Linked DNA regions of Mus musculus: region 2 is linked to region 1. The links are chromatin loops, found by intact Hi-C in ENCODE. Cell type or tissue: left cerebral cortex. All regions are shown on one strand. Each heading gives the region's core, and the rest is flanking DNA. Links, peaks and the distances in the headings are about the cores only. Region 1 has its middle 16 kb from the start of Gm32585. Region 2 overlaps Ncor2 (nuclear receptor co-repressor 2).

Region 1 (2,859 bases), core at 360-2,859:
AGGAGGGAGAGGAGTGGGAGTGGGGGTAGGGGGAGTCACGACGACTATGGCAGGGATTAGGACAGAGGCTTGGAGGTAGGAGAGCCCGGGGTTGAGTCTTTTGGGGAGACTTTTCATGGGTGCTTAAGAGGAGTGGCCACAGTAGAATCAGGGAGGCCAGCCTGGAGGGGGTGTATGGGGAAATGGATGGATGTCCCAAGAAAAAGGGATGGGTTGAAGGTCTGACTGGCAGGGGCTGTGGGGACAGAGCTAGCAGGTTGATGTGCAAGGGTGTGGACAATGGGGAGGGTTGGAGAGATGGCTCAGCGGGTAAGAGCACTGACTGTTCTTCCAAAGGTCCTGAGTTCAAATCCCGGTAACCACATGGTGGCTCCCAACCATCCATCCATCAGGAGATCTGACGCCCTCTTCTGGAGTGTCTGACAACAGCTACAGTATACTCACATATGATAAATAAATAAATAAATAAATAAATAAATAAATGTGTTGGGGGCTGGGCTATGTCAGATACACCATCAGCCAGGGGAGTGGTCCCACCAGGCCACTCCACAGTGTAGACACCCCAGTCACAAAGTCACTGCTGTCCTCCTCCTAAGGCCCTTGTGGCTCTGGGGGAGTGACTCGGAAACTGAGGTTGTCCAAGGACATGCCACCCCAGCAGCAGCTTAGCTCTCCAGAGACAACATGGTGACAGGAAGGGGAACCCGGCCAGCTGGCAGCCAGCTTGGGCTGCAGAAAACACACTGCCCAGCCGGGAGCCAGGGCACCCGGGCCACCTTGGTGGCTACAGCAGATTATGGGACCCAGAGGGCAGCCTTATCCTCCATCTGTCAAGCAAAGCACAGGCCCAGTTGGTCTCCGCAACAGACAAGAACCCCTCCTCCTGTGGGCCCGACCATCCACTGGCATTCATCACCCCCAAGACAGAAATGAAGCCGCAGCTGTATCGCTGTCCCAGGATCCGCGTTCCCTGCTCTGAAAACAAACGTCAGTTTTACGCTTGATATATCTGTGACTTTGCCGTGACATTTCCGAGGCGGCGGGAGGCCGTTACTGGGTGACAACGTTCTATTCCACTGACATTATCTCTTAATTACAATATGCAAGCAACACGGAAGGACGGCCCCATAAATAGATCATTTGGGGTTTCTGCTCTGCCGCCGCAGCCGCCACGAGCCGAGCTGCACACCGAGGGGCTCGCAAATGAAATGTGGGAGGGTGGGGGTGGGGAGGGATGAATGGCTGCAGGGGCGGGTGGCTGCGTGTCCTGACTCAATGACAGTGTGCTCAGCGACGCGGGTGTCAGGAAATGAGGCATTTTGACTGAGCTTCCAGCAGTCTCTTGGGTGTCTCCATTCTCATCCCTGTCAAAACAGCCCGCCACCGCCAATCCTGAGGACTTTAATGTCTGGCACCGAGGGACAAGCATTGATTTTTTTTTTTCTTCCAGGAAATTAATTCTGTGAGGGATCGTAGTCCAGGCTTGAACTCAGAGACCAACATGCCTCTCTGAATAGTAGGTACTGGTAGGAAGGAGGTACCTCATTTGCTTCTTGCAGCTACCCTTTCTGGCCAGCGTCTGGGCCAGGCATGCCTTTCCCATCTGCCTGCTGTAAACCACCTGCAGTGTGTAAGCCTATGGCCTGAGAGTTTCTACTTCAGTCCCAGGTTCAAGTTCTACCACTGAGCAATCCAGGATGCCAGAATCCTGTCGTGTGGCCAATAGCGCCATCTGCTGGTGATTTATAGGATTGCAGGGAAGTTTGCCTGGGTTTGTTCCACATTCCGTGATACATCTGAAAACCATTTCCAATTGCCATGAGCGAAATGTCCATCCAAAATCCCTCTCGCCCACCCTCATCTGGACCTTGGAGTGGGTGGGGCAGGAAGTGGCTTTCCTGTGAATTATACGTGGGCACGGTATGGTCATAGAGCCTTGCCCAGGGAGCTACAATGCATCCAGCCTGCTGCCACAGGGCTGGCCTCCCACCCCTGCCTGCTCCCTTGCCAAAGCTGATGTCAGGAGGAAACCATGTCCTGCCCCCAAACAGCTGCTGCCCACAGTCTGAGACCACAGGGCCAAGAGCCATACAAAGCTGGGTCAGAGAGGCCCGTGACGGAGTCCCTGCCCCTCCAACAGAAGACATTCCTGTGGCCCAGCAGAGGGCAGATGGTAGCCATAGCCACAGAGGGAGACCAGAGGGAGCACTGTGTGTGCTGTGTGTATCAGCTTACAAGTCCTTCTCCACATAAAGCCTTTCCTATCTGTCTGTGGCGGGCGATGTGGTCTCAGGGCAGGGTAAAAGCAGGGTGGTGGAAGAGGGGCAGATTGGGGGTGGAGACCCATGTCCTAAGGGAGTAGATGAGAGAAATGGGTATCACATCACAAAGCTCCTTCCACTTCCTACATAGAAGATGCTTCCTGCAAAAGCACAGCACTGGATGGCGTAAACCTGACTCCAGAATGGTGCCACGTGTAGCCCCAGTACCTCAGCTCTCCAGCCCAGCTCACTGCCAAACCTCAGAGTGGGGCAGCTCCCCTGAACCTGTATACCTAACCCCCAAATTCCAGAGAATCCTTCCCACCTCCTAGCTGCTCCACTCTGTCCTGTGACAGACAGGCTCTGGGAGACAGGCACTATTTTTAGACATGTGACTCTTCCTCGTTTCACCCAGTGTGTGCCACCTGTCTGGGGACAATCCTGAACTGAGACCCTCACCAAAGCAGCCTGGCCAGATAAATGGGGCTCCTTCTAGACCAGCGGTTCTCAACCTGTGGGTTGAGACCCCTTTGGCAAAGCTCTATCTCCGAAAGTATTTCCATTGTGATTCATAACAGCAGCAAAATTACAGTTCTGA
Region 2 (2,906 bases), core at 94-2,593, 110 kb before region 1:
GCCTATGGCTACAAGAAGCATCTCTGTTGGTGGAGTGTTTGCCTAGCATGCAGTGTTCGCCCTCCATACCACACAGACCGGGTGCAGCGGCACACACATCAAATTGCACACAGACAGCGGAATCAAAAGAACCATAAGTTCAGTGCCAGCCTGGAAGAGGAGAGGCAAGAACCACAGCCCCGCTGGACAGGGCTGGGGGAGCGGGGAGTGGTTACACATTCCTCCCCTCCTGACTATTGGGGCTCAAAACAAAGAGAGGAGTCCCAGCCAGCTAGCCCCGTGGAAGACTGTACCTTTGCAGAGGTGTGTGTGCCCTCTGCCTAGATAGCCCTCCCCCCACACACACACACCAACCTTCTCTGACCTCAATCCAACGCCATCTTCTTTATTTTCCGTGTATGTGTATTTGCCTGCATGTCTGTGTGCATACCGCATGTGTGACTGGTGTGTGTGGAAGCCCGAAGAGGGAGTCAGGTGACCCTGGAACTAGAGCTAGCAATGGTGTTGAGCTGCCCTGAGGGTCTAGGAAACAAAGTTGGCCAGGTCCTCCGGAAGAGCACCCAGTGTTCTTAACCACTGAGCCATCACTCCAGCCTCAAATGCCATTTTCCATGAGACTCCACATGAAGCTATGCCTCATCCTGCACACGCATCCGTAACTGTTCTCGGCTGGCCTCATGCTTCACCCAACGGTCCCTCACGTCAGGCTTGCCGACTGCTGGCAAGGACAGGACACTTGTCCCAGCTTGTTGGCATGCTCTCTCAGTCACCTACTGCTCAACCTACACGCAGTAGGTGCTTCAGAAAGAAGTCAAGAGTTCCAGGAGCCAGGCCTGTTGTCCCAGCGGCAGGAGGAACTCAAGCTCAAAGCCTAACCAGATCTATGAAGTGAGTTCGAGACCATCCAGGGGAACTTAGTGAGACCCTGTCTCGATATAAAAGAGAGACAGAGACAAAAGCTGGAGGCGTGGCTCAGTGGTTAGTGCTTGTCTAGTGTGTGGGAGGTTTAGATTCTATCCCCACTACCACAAAAGAAAGGAAATGACAAACAACTAACCCATTAATAGATAAAGAACTCTCCCAAGATCACTGGCGGGAAGGGGGCGGGGAGGAGGAGTCACAGTCCCCAGCTGCTCCCCGCCATGCCTAGGCAACTCTGAGGTAACAAGCACCACTCCACACCTGCCAGACAGCCTCTGCCTCCCCAACACTCCGCACCACCTTCCATCAAAGATCCAAGCAGCATGGACCCCCACACACACCCAAGACAGCAAGTAGAAATAAGAGATGAACCTACCACGAACTTCCACCAGGAGGCTGTGTTCCTCAAAGACTCAGGAGCACTGTGGGGGGAAAAAATGGAGGTCTTATTACAGCTTCTCATATGGACAAGGACTTCCCTCAGTGACCCCCATGAGGGAGGCACCTTAACACACATCACAGAGCGGTAGACCGAGGCTCAGGCAACCCAAACTCGTGCATTATGAAGGGACAGTTTTCAACCTCAACCCCATTCGGGTCCAAGAAGCCCACACCCAGACAGGGACCACCTTAGAAGACCATCATGACCATGACTCTGCCCCAGCGACTCCCCCTCCAGGACCCCAAAAACAAGCAAGTGAATTGGCACCTGTCAGGCAGGTCCATTTACCACCTATACTCCCAACTCCCTAAGAGTGCCTGGTAACACAGGGATGTCATACCACACACACAGGGGGCTGAGGCAGAAAGATCAGAGGTCAAGGCCAGTGAACTACACAGAGCTCAAGGTCAGCCTGAGCAACTTCATGACATCCTGTCTAAAAATAAAATGTAAAAAGAGGGGCAGGGGTGGTAGCGTGGCGAAGTGGCAGAACCCCTGCCCAGCATGTATGGGGGCCTTAGGTTCAGTTCCCCAGTGCAGTGCTGCCAAGTTAAAAGAAACAAAGTCCTTAACCAAGCCATCATGCAAAGCGGGAGGCAGCAGAGAGCCTGGATCTGAAAGGCAGCACATTAACGCCCCAAAGGGGACAATGGCCAGTGATTGGCCCAGGGCAACGCTTCCAGAGTGCAGATTAAGTCTGGAGCCACAACAACTGCCCGCCAGGGTGGCTGAAATTAAGACAATGTCAAGTGTACCAGAAGCAGCTGGAACTCACAGGTGCTGCCGCAGCAAACATAATGGAATCTGTACACAGCCAAGTAGGTGTCTGCTGTGTGACCTGCACCCACAGGCTCATGCTCAGAGAGGCTCATAATCCTCCTGCCTCAGCCTCCCCAAAGGCTAAAACCACAACCCTACAACCTCCACTCAACATTCATTCGTTCTTTACTGTATGGCAAAACGATGTGCTGGAGACAAAGCGCAGTGGACAGAGTACCTCCTGACCTTGCTCGGTCCTCCCTGAGAAACAAGCTGGACCCCAAAACCATCTCCAAGACACTTCCCAATGCACCAACATCTCAGCCCCAAACCATGTTAGAACCCCAAAGATAACAGACCAAGGAAGAAGGTGGAGGTGTAACATGCTTAGGCACAGCAGCCCAGGGGCCCAGCTGTGCAATTTGGAAGCCAGAAGCCACCCCTCTCTGTTCATGTCACATCTCTGAAATGTTCACGGTGGTAGAAACCACCTCATAGACATGCCGGAATTGAGTATATAAGGAGTCTGAACATGCATCCTGCGTGCTCCCGTGACTGCTGGCTGGCACTGCCAAGACTCAATCCAGAGCTGGCAGCCCAGCTCCAGGCCCTGCACTCCCACACTGCCTGCCCTGGCAGGCCCCTTAAACCCCAGGCTTGAAGGGGCAGCTGCCGGCGACTCACAGGAGACCGTGCAGTTGCTTCTTTCTGCCCTGTGTCCTCCTTATGCCTTTGTTTGCCATGATGCCCCAGGGCTTGGCACTGGGTCCTGCCATCTGCAGCA

The links. A loop is a pair of places that touch in the nucleus more often than their neighbours do. Peaks named below come from ENCODE experiments on the same cell type or tissue, not always from the same donor. Only the 100,000 strongest peaks of a DNase experiment are listed, where the experiment ranks them.
Region 2: a loop joins it to region 1, with 2.3 times the contacts of the local background. A loop is called at or near these places in 1 of 42 quality-filtered maps.

Annotation. Positions count from the first base shown.
Region 1 is chr5:125,266,542-125,269,400 of GRCm38, forward strand. No RefSeq gene overlaps it. Among named protein-coding and RNA genes, the nearest start is that of Gm32585, 16 kb to the left of the region's middle. In left cerebral cortex, for the core only: a CTCF peak has its summit at 1,736 (motif pointing left); DNase peaks (open chromatin) are centred at 724, 1,062, 1,324 and 1,741; H3K27ac peaks cover 774 bases.
Region 2 is chr5:125,152,310-125,155,215 of GRCm38, forward strand. The region is part of intron 1 of Ncor2 (nuclear receptor co-repressor 2); the gene reads right to left. Among named protein-coding and RNA genes, the nearest start is that of Ncor2, 25 kb to the right of the region's middle. In left cerebral cortex, for the core only: a CTCF peak has its summit at 1,307; no DNase peak of the experiment used is centred there; H3K27ac peaks cover 722 bases.